2 separate regions of the Homo sapiens genome follow, and region 2 is linked to region 1. A link is a loop called in an ENCODE intact Hi-C map of the cell type or tissue named here. Cell type or tissue: heart left ventricle. All regions are shown on one strand. Each heading gives the region's core, and the rest is flanking DNA. Links, peaks and the distances in the headings are about the cores only.

Evidence for each region. Peaks named below come from ENCODE experiments on the same cell type or tissue, not always from the same donor. Only the 100,000 strongest peaks of a DNase experiment are listed, where the experiment ranks them.
Region 2: it touches region 1 in a loop (2.7-fold over the local background); 66 of 110 quality-filtered maps call a loop at or near these places.

What each region holds. Positions count from the first base shown.
Region 1 is chr14:20,957,394-20,965,655 of GRCh38, reverse strand. It overlaps the pseudogene RN7SL189P. Among named protein-coding and RNA genes, the nearest start is that of RNASE2, 6.0 kb to the right of the region's middle. In heart left ventricle, for the core only: a CTCF peak has its summit at 4,228; a DNase peak (open chromatin) is centred at 4,255; H3K4me3 peaks cover 513 bases.
Region 2 is chr14:20,699,965-20,708,365 of GRCh38, reverse strand. It overlaps RNASE4 (ribonuclease A family member 4), which reads right to left. Exons shown (of 2, transcript NM_002937.5): 2 at 7,150-8,401. EGILA (EGFR interacting lncRNA) reads left to right here and starts at 1,425. Exons shown (of 4, transcript NR_174964.1): 1 at 1,425-1,619. In heart left ventricle, for the core only: no CTCF peak of the experiment used is centred there; no DNase peak of the experiment used is centred there; H3K27ac peaks cover 289 bases.

The sequences.
Region 1 (8,262 bases), core at 1-8,000:
CCCTGTTATAACTTGTAACATCAGGTGGTTCAGAGCATCTGTCAATAGGAATCTCCTGCTTGACTGGGATCAAAAAAGTGAGGGTGGAGTCTTCAGTGACAAGAGTTGAACTCAAGCAGGCTGGCCTCCAGGTTCCTGCAGCCAGAATCAGTATTCTTGCCCTATGCTACATCCATCCTTCATTGACAAGAGAACCATGAATAGAGCCTGTGTTGAGAAGGACCCATAATGTAGGGGTGGGGTGCACCTAGGGTAATGCATAATAACATATCCGTGGTCAGACATGCTAAACAATTGGTTGGACCTAGTGCAGAATGAAAATGTGGGTTCTCTTCTTCAAAAAGTGTTTAGAAATTTCAAATGATGACATTGAAACATTAAATCAAGCATGGGCTCCGTCCCGTGTGACTTCACTGTTCACACGTCCATGAAGTTGACTTAGTTTGTTGCAAATTATTACAGAATGGCCCCAATCATTAATGCCTCCTATCATCCATCCCTTTCTGTGATTCCCTTGTTACAGTGACCCTGGCTTGACTTTGTGACTTACTCGGACCCAAAGACTTTGGGGTTACTTTGACTTCAGTAAAGGGTGACCATGTACACCCCTAAGTATAGTCCTTGCTGCTGCTTGGACTATTCCAAGCTGCCTTGGAGCCTTGAGCAGCATGTAAAGGAAGATTGGGCTCTGTTACTGGAGAGACCACATAGAGGGAGAGGTTGGTATGGTTTGGATGTGGTTTATTCCTGCTAAAACTCATGTTGAAATTTAATTACAATTTTAACAGTATAGAGAGGTAGTGGATCTTTTAAGAAATATTTGGGTCATGGGAGCTCCACTCTCATAAACGAATGAATGCATTTTTGGAAGACTGGGTTAGTTTTCCTAGTAATGGATTAGTTACTATGAGAAGGAGTTTTTTTGTTTGTTTGTTTGTTTGTTTGTTTTGAGACAGGGTCTCACTCTGTCTCCATGCTGGAGTGCAGTGGCACGATCCCTCCGCACTACAACCTCTGCCTCTTAGACTCAAATGATCTTCCCACCTCAGCCTCTCAAGTAGCTGGGACTATAGACATGTGCCACCATGCTTGGCTAATTTTTGTTTTTCTGGGGGCAGAGGTGGGGTTTCACCATGTTAACCAGGCTGATCTGGAACTCCTGGGCTTCCAAAGTGCTGGGATTGCACGCATGAGCCTCTGCACCCGGGCTGAGAAAGAGTTGTTATAAAGCCAGGTTATGTCTTTTGTTTCATCCCTTTTCCAGCTTGTTTGCTACCCCTTCCACTTCTTTGCCATGTTGTGACGCAACAGGAGGTCCTCACCAGAAGCCAAGCAAATGCTGGTGCTGTGCTGCTTGAACTTACAAGCCTCCAGCAACCTGAGTCAAATAAACCTCTTTTCTTTTTAAATCACCAAGTTTCAAGTATTCTGTTATAGCTGCAGAAGAGTCTAAGCACAGGCTCTGGATGGTGAAGATAGAGTAGATGGAGGCCCCAGTGTTCTGGTCATCTCAGCAGATCAACTAGACATGGAATGAGGTTCTCTTGAAATCTCTAGCCTAGATTACACTTGCTGTAGCCAGTGCAGCTGATACTACGTGGAGCCAAAGCAAGTTGAGTGAGCAATCCCAGAGAATAGTGAGAAATTATACGATAGATTCAGTCTACTAATGGCATTTTCCTGCCGCTTGTAAAACACCATTATCTTTTGGGATCTTGGTTAATCCTTCAGTGTATCTTTTATAAATTGTTTGGCAGTAGCTGTGGTTTTTGTTTTGTTTTGATCTTTAGAGATGGAGTCTCACTATCTTGTCCAGGCCGGAGTGCAGTGGCTATTCATAGGCATGATCCCACTACTGATTAGCACAGAAGATTTGACCTGCTCTGTTTCTGATTTGGGCTGGTTCAACTCTTCTTAGGCCACCTGGTTGTCCCTTCCTGCTAGGAGGTCACCATATTGATGCTTAACTTAATATGAACACCCCCATCGGCTTAAGCGCACTTATAGCCCACATCTCCTGGGCTCAAGTGATCATCCTGCCTCTGCCTCCTCAGTGGCTTAGACTACAGAAGCCGGCAACAACTGTCTTTTGACTGTTCAAACCAGTTCCTTTGATTCTTTTTAAAAAAAATTTTAAGTTTTGTGTGTACCTAGTAAGAATATGTGCTTATGGAGTACATTAGATATTTTGATACAGGCATGCAATGTGTAATAATCATATCAGGTTAAATGGGGTACTCATCCCCTCAAGCATTTATCCTTTGTGTTACAAACAATCCAATTATACTCTTATTTTTAAATGTACAATAAAATTATTATTGACTATACTCACTCTGTTGCGCTAACAAATACTAGGTCTTATTCTTTTTTTCTATTTTTTTTGTACCCATTAACCATCCTCGCTTCCTCCGCATCACCCCACTACCCTTCCCGGCCTCCGGTAACCATTCTTCTACTCTATCTCCATGAATTCAGTTGTTTTTGTTTTTAGCTCCCACAAAGAAGTAAGAACATGCAAAGTTTGTCTTCCTGTGCCTGACTTATTTCACTTAACATAATGGCCTCCCGTTCTATCCATGTTGTTGCAAATGACAGGATCTCATTCTTTTTTTGTGGCTGAATAGTGTGATCTACTGATTTTCTTTCTTTTGGGTATATACCTAGCAGTCGGATTGCTGGATTTTGTGGTAGCTCTATTTTTAGTTTTTTCGGGGACTTCCAAACTGTTCTCCATAGTGGTTGTACTAATTTACATTTCTACCAACAGTGTACGAGAGTTCCCTTTTCTCCACATCCTGGCCAGCATTCTTTTTTGCATGTCTTTTGGATAAAAGCTGTTTTCACTGAGGTGAGATGATATCTCATTGTAGTATTGGTTTGTGTTTCTCTGATGATCAGTGATGTTGAGCACCTTTCCATATGGCTGTTTGCCACTTATATGTCTTATTTTGAGAAATGTCTATTCAGATATCTTGCCCATTATTTGTTTATTTATTTTATTATTAGTTTATTTTTTGGGGAGACAGAGTCTCACTCTGTTACCCAGGCTGGAGTGCAGTGGCGTGATCATAGTTCACTGCAGCCTCAGCCTCAGGAGCATATTGTTTAATTTCCATGTGTTTGTATAGTTGTATAGTTTCTAAAACTCCTCTTGTTATTGATTTCCAGTTTTATTCCATTGTGGTCAGAGAAGATGTTTGTTATTATTTGAATGCTTTCGAAAGTTTTAAGATTTTGTTTGTGACCTAACATATGGTCTATCCTTGACAATGATCCATGTGGCTGAGAAGAATGTGTATTCTGCAGCCATTGAATGAAATGTTCTATAAATATCTACTAGGTTCAGTTGGTCTATAGTGAAGATTTAGCCCAATGTTTCTTTGTTGATTTTCTGTCTGGAAGATCTGTCCAATGGTGAAATTGGGGTGTTGCAGCTATCCAGTATTTGGGGCCAATCTCCCTTTTTAGCTCTAATAATATTTGCTTTATATATCTGGGTGTTCCAGAGTTGGATGCATATATATTTGCAATTGTTATATCGTCTTGCTGAATGACTCCTTTATCATTATATAATGACCTTCTTTGTCTATTCTAATAGGTTTTGTCTTGAAATCTATTTTGTCTGATATAACTACTCCTGCTCTTTTTTGGTTTCCATTGGCATGGAATATCTTTTTCCATCACTTTATTTTCAGTCTCTGTGTGTCTTTATAGGTGAAGTGTGTTTCTTGTAGGCAATAGATCATTGAGTCTTTTTTTTTAAACCATTCAGCCATTCTATATCTTTTGATTGGAGAGGATAGTCCATTAGCATTCAATGTTGCTATTAATAGGTAAGGACTAACTCCTCCCATTTTGTTATTTGTTTTATGGTTGTTTTGTTGTCTTCTCCTTCTTTCTTTGATTCCTGTCTTTCTTTTCGTGAAATTGAGTTTCTCTGGTGTATGATTTAATTTCTTGCTTTTAATTTTTTAGTATCTGTTTTATGTTTTTTGATTTGAAGTTATTATGAGGCCCCCAAACAATATCTTATAACCCATTATTTTAAACTGATGACAATTTAGCACTGATTGCTTAAACAAACAGATGGATAAACAAGCAAAAAGAAAATTAATAAAAACCCTATACTTCTGTGAGGCCGAGGCGGGCGGATCACGAGGTCAGGAGATGGAAACCATCCTGGTTAACACGGTGAAACCGTGTCTCTACTGAAAATACAAAAAAATTAGTCGGGCGCGGTAGAGGGCGCCTGTAGTCCCAGCTACTCGGGAGGCTGAGCCAGGAGAATGGCGCGAACCCGGGAGGCGGAGCTTGCAGTGAGCCGAGATCGCGCCACTGCACTCCAGCCTGGAGGACAGAGCGAGACTCCGTCTCAGAAAAAAAAAAAAAAAAAAAAAAAGCCCTATACTTCATTCCCTCACTTTTTACCATTTTGTTTTTCTATTTATGTCTTATTGTACTATGTCTTGAAAAGTTGTTGTAGTTACTTTTGATCAGTTCGTGTTTTTCTTTCCACTTAAGATAATAGTGATTTATACATCACAATTACAGTGTTATAATAGTCTGTGTTTTCTATGTACTTGCTGTTACCAGTGAGTTTTATACTTTCAGGTGATTATTTATTGCTCATTAATGTCTTTTTCTTTCTGATTGAAGTATTCCCTTTATCATTTCTTATAGGAAAGGTTTAATGTTGATAAAATTTCTCAGCTTTTGTTTGTCTGGGAAAGCCTTTACTTTTCCTTCATGTTTGAAGGATATTTTCACTGGATATTTTATTCTAGGGTAATTTTTTTTTCTCAGCACTTTAAATATGTCATGCTACTCTCTCCTGGCCTGTAGGGCTTCCGCTGAAAAGTCTGCCACCAGACATATTGGAGCTCCATTGTGTATTATTTGTTTCTTTTCTCTTGCTGCTTTTAGGATCTTTTCTTTATCCTTGACTTCTTGAATTTGATTATTAAATGCATTGATGTAGTCTTCTTTGGGTTAAATCTGCTTGGTGTTCTCTAATCTTTTTGCACTCAAACACTGGTATCTTTCTCAAATATTGGTACCTTTGGGAAGTTCACTGTTATTTTCCCTTTGAATAAACTTTCTACCCCATCTCTTTCTCTACTGCCTCTTTAAGATAAATAATTCTTAAATTTGCCCTTTTGAAGGCTATGTTCCAGATCTTGTAGCTGTGCTTCATTATTTTTTCTTTTGTGTCCTTTGATAATGTATTTTTCAACTCATCTATCTTCAAGCTCACGAAGTTTTTCTTCTGCTTGATCAATTCTACTATTAAGATATTCTCATGAAATTCTTCAGTGTGTCGATTGCATTTTAAACTCCAGAATTTTTTCAGAATTCTCTGCATTACAAAGCAGAGACTCTTGTTTTCTTTCCTTACTTTCGCTCAAACAAATGATGTTTCTCTCAAACAAATGATGTTTCTCTCTGTGTGTTGAGCTGCCTGGAGCTGGTGGTGGGGTGACACAAACACCCCTGTGGTCACCACCACTGGGACTGTGCTGGGTCAGACCTGAATCCAGCATAGCTCTGGCTCACCCAAGGCCCTCTGTAACTACTACCTGGCTATTGCCTATGGTCACTGAAGGCCCTAGAGGTCTACAATTAGCAGGTGACAATACCCGTCGGGCTTGTGTCCTTCCCTTCAGGATGATGAGTTCCTCTAGGCCTAGGCATGTCCAGAGGTACTATCTGAGAGCCAGGGACCAAAGTAAAAAACCTGAGAAGTTTACGTGCTGTTCTGTTGTACTGTGGCTGAGCTTGCACTCAAGCCATGAGATGGAGTCCTTTCACTCTTCCCTTACCTTTCCACGGGCAGAGGAGCCTCTCCCTGTGGCTACCTCCACCACAGGCTCAAGGGGAGTATTGCCAGGCTACCGCCAATGTTCCCTTAAGGCCCCAGAGCTCTGCAGTCAGCTTGTGGTGAATGCTGCCTGGCCTGGGACTCACGCTTCAGGACAGTGGGTTCCCCTCTGACCCACGGCAGGTCCAGAAATGCCAACCACGAGCCAAGATCTGGAATTGGGGACTCCAAGAGCCTGCTTCGTGCTCTACCCTGCTGTAGCTGAGCTGCTACCTAAGCTGCAAGACAGAGTCCCCTTTACTTTTCCCTCTGCTTTTCTCGAGCGGAAGAATTGTCCCTTCATGACTGCCCCAGCTGTGAATATGGTGGGTCTCATCTGAAGTCAGCATATCTCAGAGTCTCACCCAAGGCCCATGGAGTGTACTACTGGGTATTGCTGCTGGTTATTTAGGGCCTGAGGGTTCTTCAGTCAGCAGGTGATGAATCCTGGCAGGACTGGGTCCTTTCCTTCTAGGCAGTGGGTTTTCTTCTGGTGCAGGGTGTGTCTAGTGCCTGGAATGGCAGCTTCATGACTCTGACTGGTGCTGTATCCTACTGTGGCTGAGCTGATCTTTATGATGTAAGACAAAGTCCTAGTTACTCTTTCCTCTCCTTTCCTCAAGCAGAAGGAAGGAGTCACTTTCATTGCTGTGAGCTGTGCTGCCTGGGGTTGGGGGAGCAGTTGTGCAAGCACTCCCTTAGCTGCCCTGACAAGTGTCACACTAGTGGTGTCTAGGTCCACTGGCTCTGAGCCCAGCACAGCACTGGGACTTGCCTTGTAGTTGTAGTTCTTGTGGCCTAGATTGAGTTTCAAATATATTTAGGACCCCAGAGCACTTTAGCCTACTGTGGCAAGGCTTTCCCAAACTCAGTGTCTGACCGCTGGGATAGGCGATTCCCCTTTTGCTAAGGTGGTCTAAATGCTCCTTCTGTGGGTGGGCTGTGACAGGGCAGCACTGAGTTCAATGCAGATTTCCACAATTGCTGCACTGTCCCTCCCCCACGCTCTCAGATTCTGTCTCAGCTCCATGTGGCGGCTGTTGGGAGATGGGGGAGTGGTGGCCTCAGTGATTCAAAATTGTCTTTCCTAACCTCTTCAGTGCCTCTTTCAGTGATATGAAGTTAAAATAGGTACTATGATTGTTGACTTGATTTTCATTTCCTATGTAGGTGCTTTTTTGTGTGTAGATAGTTGTTAAATGTGGTGTTTCTGCTGGTATGTGTGGGGGTGCAATCAATGGACACTTCTATTGGGCCATCTACCTCAACCCCTTCTCCATGATTCTTTGGCTATCTGAGGCGTTAAATATCTCCTCATGCATTAACCTAAAACAGTTTCTTAAGCGTTTGTTCAGTGTCTTCTGAACCCAAGGGTTACAGCAATGAGACCAAGTCAATTCATACCCCATGATGAACTTCGGCTAAGCCCTGTACAAATTCTCCCTACATATAAGTGAAGAGTGTTGCTATAGCCTGACAGGTCAGTTGTGTACACTTGGATATCAATAGGGTCAACTGAATAGAAGCCTCAAATCAAGACATAAATGCTGGATAATAGGTGTGTGTGGCTAAAATTGTCTGGGTAATAATGCAAATGGTATCATCGCTTCCTGTGCTTTGGAATTTCCCCACACCGAGATTACTTCTGATGTACTTGAAGACTTCTGAAGCCAGAGTTTGGTAAAAAATGGATCTCAAAGTTGGGCTGGAGACAGGTTGTTTCAGAACCACTTGAGGAAATGCTTGAAAATGCAGAATCCTGAGCTCCATGTGCAGATGTTCTGTGTGAGTATATCCGGAATGGAGCCCACGAATCCATAGTGCAAAAATTCCCCCAGGTGATCCGAATGGGAACTACACTAAAGTTTGAAGTTTTTTAGGTGTGGCACTTACAGGCTGGCAGAAAACACTATCAATGAATTTGTGTATAATATTTGATTATGTAGTTTATTATTATCAAAAATTGGTTATTAGTCATTAGGGATTGATTATGAGTATCCCAGTATGGAAGTTTTGGGAAAGATGTCCACCTCTCCTCCAGGCAGCATTACAATCTGTCCATATTGCTGTCTGAACAATTTATCTAATTGCACATTTGACTCAAACCCTGGTTGTACCTCTAGTACAATTGCTAATAGCTGGAGATTTGATGTGCTCATTTAAAAGGAATATCTCTGAGGCTAAACTTATTTTTATCTTGGTTTCACCATGTTTATAGCATTCTTCACTTTTTCTACTTTCTGTTTTTGTGTTTTCTATTGTAACATTCAATCCTATCAAAATTTATCATTCATAAATCATAATGAAACATGTGCATTTTCAGCTTTTTCACTGCAGCCCCTATATCTCTTGGGATAGAAATCATGTCAATAAAAACCAGACTTCAACCATAGAGCATCATATAG
Region 2 (8,401 bases), core at 241-8,240, 260 kb after region 1:
CATTCAGCAGGAAGTAGCTAGAAAGAAATTGACACCTGATCTCCCATAGAAATGAAACAGGAATTGGCAGTGGGGAGTTTGTAGCTGGAATAATCAGCCTGCTTCAATAATGAATAGCCTCACCCTTTGATTTATTCAGTATCTAGCCGTATCCTTGCTTAAGAAACCCAGGGGCTAATCTTGAAATAAACCGGGCATGAATTTGAGATTGTGGAATCCTACATTCTCAGAAAAATCACTGAGGGGGGTTAATCCATAAGCTAGTTGCAGTCATGGTGATGCCAGCCAGACCTCCAGGTGATCCGTTACTGAAGATAGCCATCAGAGTAAGACATGCAAACCTGCACCCTGCACCACTCCTGCTCATAGTTTCCATGCCTCCTACTTCTTAAAATCCCTTTAGCTAGCCTAAAATTTTGAAATAGTCTTTGAGGCGCTAGTCCACCATCTCCTCAGGTTGCTAGCTCTTGAATAAACCTGCTTTTCCTGCACCAACTCTTGTCTTGCAAGTCTTGCTTTTGAGCAGTGAGCAGTGATCAGCTGACCCTTAGTTTGGTTACACTATCACTCAGGAAATTCCAAGCATTTTAGAAGGTCTGTGGCAGGAACCAGGAACTAAGTTCAAATTTATTTTTTATTATACCACAGGTCCCAACTCCCATGACTACCTGGATGGTGACAAAGACGAATTATCTCTTCATCCTTCTTTCTCACTCTAAATATACACAGACATGCTATTAGGAGGGAAAACTTTCCCTCTACCAACTTTGGTTCAGTGGGTGGGAGCCTGTGAATTAACTATAGACAGGTTAGCAGGGGGAAAGAAAACAAGTTGTATTCATAACTTGTGGAAGCATTCAGATGAAGAGGCTTGATGAAGAGCTAGAGACAGAAGTTTAGTTATCAACTCATAGGGGAAAAGAAGGAGGGAGAAATGACTTCTATAGGAAAACAAATGACTTTTGGGAAAGACAAATAGAAGCTTTGGATAAAGTTTTACACAATTTTCTTGGAATATCTCCTGTCTGGGTGAAGTAATCCTCACACGGTTAACAAGAATCCTGGACAAAAATATAATTATGAGTAAGTGTTAATCAGGCTACACTTTGACCCACTTCCTTGTAACCAAAACTCACGAACACTAGCTACTGATAATTTGCATTCTCATTGTTCCCATAGATAAGATCTTTGACATTAGAATCATAAGGCTTTTGTTTAAGAATTGTTTATGCAGATCCTGAATTCCGGCAGAACAGCTGACACCACCAACTTTAAAGAGCCCAACTGATGAACTGATCAGCATGAGAATACTGTTTTTTCATCTCTCTGTCCCATGACTTCACTCTGCATTCTTCAACCAATTAGTGATCTCTTATTTCCACCTACTCCAAATCCTTAAAAACAACAGCCTCAAACTCTTTGAGGAAATGGATTTGAGGTTTCCTTCCATCTTTTGGTTCAGCAGCCCTGCAATTAAACCTCTTTCTCTGCTGCAACCCAGTGTCTTGGCATATTGACATGCTGTGCACATCAGGCAAAAGACCTATTACCATTACATGAGGACCCCTCCGGAGGGAGATAATGGTGGGGGCATTTCTGGGAGGCTCTGCTTTAGTCAGGTGAGAGAAGTTCAGGTAAGATTTCTTTCTGTATCTGCTGTAATTCAAATGTTTTCAGTTTTGTCAGTTTTGCCCTTAAACATGTGCACACACACACACACACACACACACACACACACTCACACTTCCCTTCTTAAGCAGCTAGCATCTTCATATATCTCTGCTCCTGTCATGTGCGTCCATGTGAAGAGACCACCAAACAGGCTTTGTGTGAGCTATAAAGCTTTTTAATCACCTGGGTGCAGGCAGACTGAGTCCGAAAAAGGAGTCAGCAAAGGGAGATGGGGTGGGGCAGTTTTATAAGATTTGGGTAGGTAGTGGAAAATTACAGTCAAAGTGGGTTATTCTCTTGCAGGCAGGGGCAGGGGTTACAAGGTGCTCAGTGGGGAGGTTCTGAGACTCATTGTCTAGGAGAAGGAATGTCACAAGGTTAATTGATCAGTTAAGGTGGGGCAGGAACAAATCACAATGGTGGAATGTCATCAGTTAAGGCAGGAACTGGCTATTTTCACTTCTTTTGTGGTTCTTCAGTTGCTTCAGGCCATCTGGATGTATACTTGCAGGCTTGGGCTCAGAGGTCTGACATTTCCTGTCTTCTTATATTAATAAGAAAAACAAAACAAAATAGTGGTGAGGTGTTGGAGCGGCAAAAATTTTGGGGGGTGGTATGGAGAGATAATGGGCAATGTTTCTCAGGGCTGCTTCAAGTGGGATTAGGGGCAGCATGGGAACCTAGGGTGGGAGAGATTAAACTGAAGAAAGATTTGGGCATCAAGGGTGATATTGTGGGGTTGTTAGAAGGAGCATTTGTCATACAGAATGATTGATGATGGCCTGAATGCAGTTTTGTATGAATTGAGAAACTGATCAGAAGACACAAGGTCTAAATAAGAGAAGGAGAAAAGCATGTATTAAAGGACTAAAAATTGGGAGGGCTCAGGACATCCAATTAGAGAGTGCCTAAGGGGGTTCAGCATAATTATTTGCTTGGTTGGTGAGTTTTTGGGCGCTATCCTTGAGTTTTTTTTATGTTGTCATATACTAGGCCAGAGTGATTTTGGTAGAAACAACACTCTTCATTTAAAAATATACAGAGTCCCCCTTTTTCAGCAGTGAGTAAGTCAAGGGCATATTCCTGTCTTCTTATATTAATAATAAGAAAAACAAAACAAAATAGTAGTGAAGTGTTGGTGTCATGAGGGGAACAGGAAGCTCTTGGGTCCCATTTGCAAGTTGATTTTTGGGGGTAAGGAAAACTAGTGTGCATGTGCCTGTCTAATTAACAGGTAGACACATGTAGGGGAGGAGCCACAGGGGAAGAAGAGACCTTGTGTAAGGCGAAACTGGAAATGTAAAGTGAAAAGATGAGAAAGAGAAAAACTGGCCATGAGGGACAGAAGTTGAAACGCCAGCTGCTTGTTTAGCTACCTTATTAGCATAAGCATTGCCCTGAGTGATGGGATCTGATGCCTTTTGTTGGCCTTTACAGTGAATGGCCTCAGTTTTCTTGGAAGTAGAGCAGCTTTAAGAAGAGGTTTTATTAAGGAGGCATTAATGATGGAGGACCCTTGTGTAGTGAGGAAACTTCTTTCTGCCCATATAACAGCATGGTGGTGAAGGATGTGGAAGGCATACCTGGAATTGGTATAGATATTGACACGTAGTTCCTTTGCAAGAATGAGGGCTCGAGTTAAGGCAATGATTTCAGCTTGTTGAGAGGTAGCAGAAGGGGGCAGGCCTGTAGCCTCAATGATAGATGTGGAAGATACTATAGCATAGCCTGCCTTTGCCAGTGATTGGCGATTGGACCTGGAAGAACTACCATCAATAAACCAAGTGTGGTCTGGGTAGGGAACAGGAAAGAGGAAAATATGGGGAAAAGGGGAGAATGCCACGTGGATTAGAGGGATACAGTCATGGGGCTCAGATGCAGTATCAGGAATAAGATGAGAGGCTGGATTGAAGTCTGGACTAGGAACAATGGTAATTGTGGGAGACTCAACAAATAGTGAGTACAGTTGAAGGAGCTGGGGCACAGAAAGTATACGTGTCAAGCGTGAGGAGGAGAATAGATTTGGAAAGTTACAGGAACAGTAGAGAGTAAGTGGAGCATAGCTTGTAATTTTGAGGGCTTCCAGAAGTATTAAAGCTGTGGCTGCTGCTGCATGCACACATGAGGGCCACCCCAGAATTGGGAGGTCAAGTTGTTTTGATAGAAAGGCAGCAGGTCACGGGCCTGGCTCCTGTGTGAGGACTCTGGCAGCACAGCCTTGTATTTCAGCTGTGTGTAAGGAAAAAGAATGGGACGAGTCGGGGAGTGCTAGTGTGGAAGCGGTCTCCAGGGCGTTTTTGAGAGAGTGAAAAGAAGAATGGGGAAAAGACTTAGGGTCCATGGGATCAGTTAAGTTGCCCTTTCTGAGCTTGTAAAGTGGTTTCGTCAGGATAGCGACGCCTGATATCCAGAATCGGAAATATCCAACAGTGCCTAAGAAGGAAAGGAGTTGTTGTTTGGTGGTGGGGACTGGGGTTTGAGAGATCAGCTGGACACAATCAGCAAGGAGAGCACGTGTGTTTTCATGAAGAATTATGCTGAGATAGGTAACAGATGAGGAAGAAATTTGGGCTTTGGAGGGGGATACATGATATCCTTTTGAGAACAGATATTGGAGGAACAGGAGGGTGTCCCGTTGAGAAGATTTGTAGGAGGGGCTATAAAGTAGAAGGTCATCAAAATATTGAATAAGGTGAGAAGCAGATGGACAGAAAGAAAGTAGATCATGAGAAAGGGCTTGACTGAAGTAATGGGGGCTGTCCCTGAAGCCTTGTGGCAGTACAGCCCAGGTAAGTTGCTGAGGCTGATGGGTGTCAGGATCAGTCCAGGTAAAAGCAAAGAGAGGCTGGGATGACAGGTGCAGGGGAATAGTGAAAAAAGCATCTTTAAGATCAAGAACAGAATAGTGAGCTGTGGAGGAATTTATTGAGGACAAAAGGGTGTACGGGTTGGGCACCACAGAGTGGATAGGCAAAACAATTTGGTTGATAAGGTGCAGATCCTGAACTAACCTGTAAGGCTTGTCCAGTTTTTGGACAAGTAAAATGGGAGAATTGTAAGGAGAGCTTGTAGGCTTTAAAAGGCCATGCTGTAACAGGCAAGTGATAACAGGCTTTAGTCCCCTCAAAGCCTGTTGTGGGATGGCATACTGGCATTGAGAGGAGTAAGGGTGATTAGGTTTTAAAGGGATGGTAAGGGGTGCATGATCGGTCACCAAGGAAGGAGCACAGGTATCCTATACTTGTGGATTAAGGTAGGGAGACAGAAGAGGAGTATGTGAACTGGGGAAAAGGGTGGGAATAGGTGTGACTGTAGCCCAGGAATAGTCAGGGAAGCAGATAATTTAGTTAAAATGTCTCAACCTAATAAGGGAGGTGGGCAGGTGGGGATAACTAAAAAGGAGTGCATAAAAAATGTTGTCCAAGTTGGCACCAGAGTTGGGGAGTTTTAAAAGCCTGGCCATCAATATGCACAACAGTTATGGAGGCAAGAGAAACAGGCCCTTGAAAAGAAGGTAATGTGGAGTGGGTGGCCTCCATATTGATCAAGAAGGGGATGGACTTACCCTCCACTGTAAGAGTTACCGAAAGCATCTGTGATGGTCCAGGAGGCTTCTGAGATAATTGAGCCACGTCAGTCTTCAGCCACTAAGCCAAGAAGATCTGGGAAGGAGTCAGTCAGAGAGCCTTGGGCCAGAATTCCAGGGGCTCTGGGAGTGGCTGCTGGGCGAGTTGGACAGTCCGGTTTCCAGTGGGGTCCCGCACAGATGGGACATGGCTTAGGAGGAATCCCGGGCTGCAGGCATTCCTTGGCCCAGTGGCCAGATTTCTAGCACTTGAAGCAAGATCCTGGGGGAGGAGGTCCTGGAGGAACACCTGGCCACTGCAGTTCAGGCATTTTGAAGTTCTTGTGTGCTGGAGATGTGGCTGGGGCTTCTCTCATAGTGGAGGCAAGTAATTGCAACTCAGAAATATGTTGCCACTTGGCTGCCTCTTCTCTATTATTGTACACCTTGAAGGCGAGGTTAATTAAGTCCTGTTGTGGGGTTTGAGGGCCAGAATCTAATTTTTGGAGCTTTGTTAATGTCAGGAGTGGATTGACTAATAAAATGCATATTGAGAATAAGACGGCCTTCTGGCCTCTCTGGGTCTAGGACAGTAAAGTGTCTAAGGGTTGTTGCCAAATGGGCCATGAACTGGGCTGGGTTTTTATATTTGATAAAAAAAAAAAAAAAAAAGCCTAAATGCTAACTCATTTGGGAGAGGTTGGATAAAGAAAAAGGAGCATTAACCTTGACTGTACCTTCAGCTCCAGCCACCTCTTTAAGAGGAAATTTTTGGGCAGGTTGGGGAGAGCTAGTCATGGAATGAAACTGTAAGCTGGACCAGGTGTGAGGAGGGGAGGTGATAAAAGGATTATAGGGTGGGGGAGCAGAGGGTGAGGAAGAATCAGGACCTGGCTTGGCCTGGCTGGTGAGCAGCAGCCTGGGGAGGAGGGAAGAGGTCAGATGGGTCTGTAGAAAAGGAGAATTCAAAGGACTCAGAGCTTGGGGTGGAGACTGAAGAAACAGACAGGAGAGAAAGAAGAAAGATTTGGGACAAGTCACATTGGGAGCAGAGACTAGGGAGGGACTGATGTGTAAAAGAATGCCTGGATGTCAGGCACCTCAGACTATTTCCCCATTTTTCGACAAAAATCATCTAGATCTTGTAAGATGGAGAAATCAAAAGTGCCGTTTTCTGGCCATTTGGAACCATTGTTGGGTTTGTATTAGGGCCAAACGGTATTGCAGAAGAAAATAAGGCATTTAGGTTTTAGGTCAGGTGTGAGTTGAAGAGGTTTTAAGTTCTTGAGAACACAGGCTAAGGGAGAAGAAGGGGGAATGCAGGGTGGAAGGTTGCCCACAGTGAAGAAGTAAGTTTAAAGAGAAAGGTAGAGACACAGCAAAGGGGGTGGTGAGCAGCCCTGGGCTATAACGTGGACGATCAGCCAAAGCAGGCATCCCGCGATTGACTTGCCATCAAGGGAATGTGGGTGAATGACCATGGCAGGTGTCCCCACAGTGATCAGACACCAATGGAATGTGGGTGAATGATCAGGGCAGGCATCCCCACAATGATCAGACGCCAAGGGAAGACTATCTTCCCGAGTCCGTGACTGGTGTCTGAGTTTTGGGTCCATGGATAAAATGCGTCTCCTTTGTCTCTACTAGAGAGGAAAGAGAACTGGAATTGGAAGGACAGGGAGATTGAAGGGTAGCAAGAGAGGCTGGAGAAGACAGTGAAAAGACCGCTTACCCAATTTGAAATGGGTGAGATGTTCCTTGGGCTGGTTGGTCTGAGGACCTGAGGTCATAGGTGGACCTCCTCATGGAGTGAAGGCGAGGACAGGGGACCAGTCTCCTGAAGGAGTCCCCCTGTTCTGGGTCTTCGGCACTAAATGCCACACGCGTCCATGTGAAGAGACCACCAAACAGGCTTTGTGTGAGCAATAAAGCTTTTTAATCACCTGGGTGCAGGCAGACTGAGTCCAAAAAAGGAGTCAGCAAAGGGAGATGGGGTGGGGCAGTTTTATAGGATTTGGGTTGGTAGTGGGAAATTACGGTCAAAGTGGGTTATTCTCTAGCGGGCAGGGGCGGGGGTCACAAGGTGCTCTGGTGGGGAGCTCCTGAGTCTAATTGTCCAGGAGAAGGAATGTCACAAGGCTAATTGATCAGTTAAGGTGGGGCAGGAACAAATCACAGTGGTGGAATGTCATCAGTTAAGGCAGGAATTGGTTATTTTCACTTCTTTTGTGGTTCTTCAGTTGCTTCAGGCCATCTGGATGTATACGTGCAGGCTTGGGCTCAGAGACCTGACAGCTCCCTAATTTGCTTCTAAATATTCTAAGGGAGAAGGAAGAGCTGTGAGAATTGTCTTTGAGAGGAATCATTCTCTCTGGAGTAAATGAGACAAATCTTCTGTGTTGTGGTCATGGATCTGATAGGCATTAGTCTTTGACCAGAGTTTATGAGGTTATTAAGGTGCATGCATGTTTATAAACTAAACAAGAATTTAAAAGTCAGAGAAAAAAAATAATACCATAGCACAGTCTTCTCAGGTACCTTCGGTTTAGGTCCTTTATTACAAGGAAAACATAAAAAATCTTTCAATCAGTAAGAGCACATAAGTCTTAATGATCTAGTACATTTTTTAGTACTTTGACTTACTAGGGTGATTCAAAGTTTCAGGAAAAAGAAAATTCCCAGTATCATTTTCTTAATCTTATTAAACCCAAACATAAGAATGCCAAAAAATACAGAGCTCACATTTTGCTGGCATACATTTCCAAATTTTTAATGCCTCCCTGACAGGTGAATTTTAAGGATAAAAAAAGCAGACACTTTCAAAACATTCCTTGTGATGAAGTAGAAAAAGCCCTGGATAAGTGGCCAGCTACACTGGATTTTTGTCTCAATTCTTCCATTAACTTTACAGTCTTCAGCAAATCCCTTAACTTTGAGCTTCTATATGTAGTGACATCATTATAAGTGCTGTGGTATTAAAATGTGATAAACATAGATGAAAGCATTTTGAAATGTTTGAAATACTACATAAATACACATAATAACTAAATTCCACAGGATAGGATCTGAGAGAGCTAAGCTGACCAGTATTATAAAAGGAAGCTTATTACAGAAAAGCCCAGCCTCATTCATTACAGGTTTATGTCTCCATATCTCTTTGGTGCA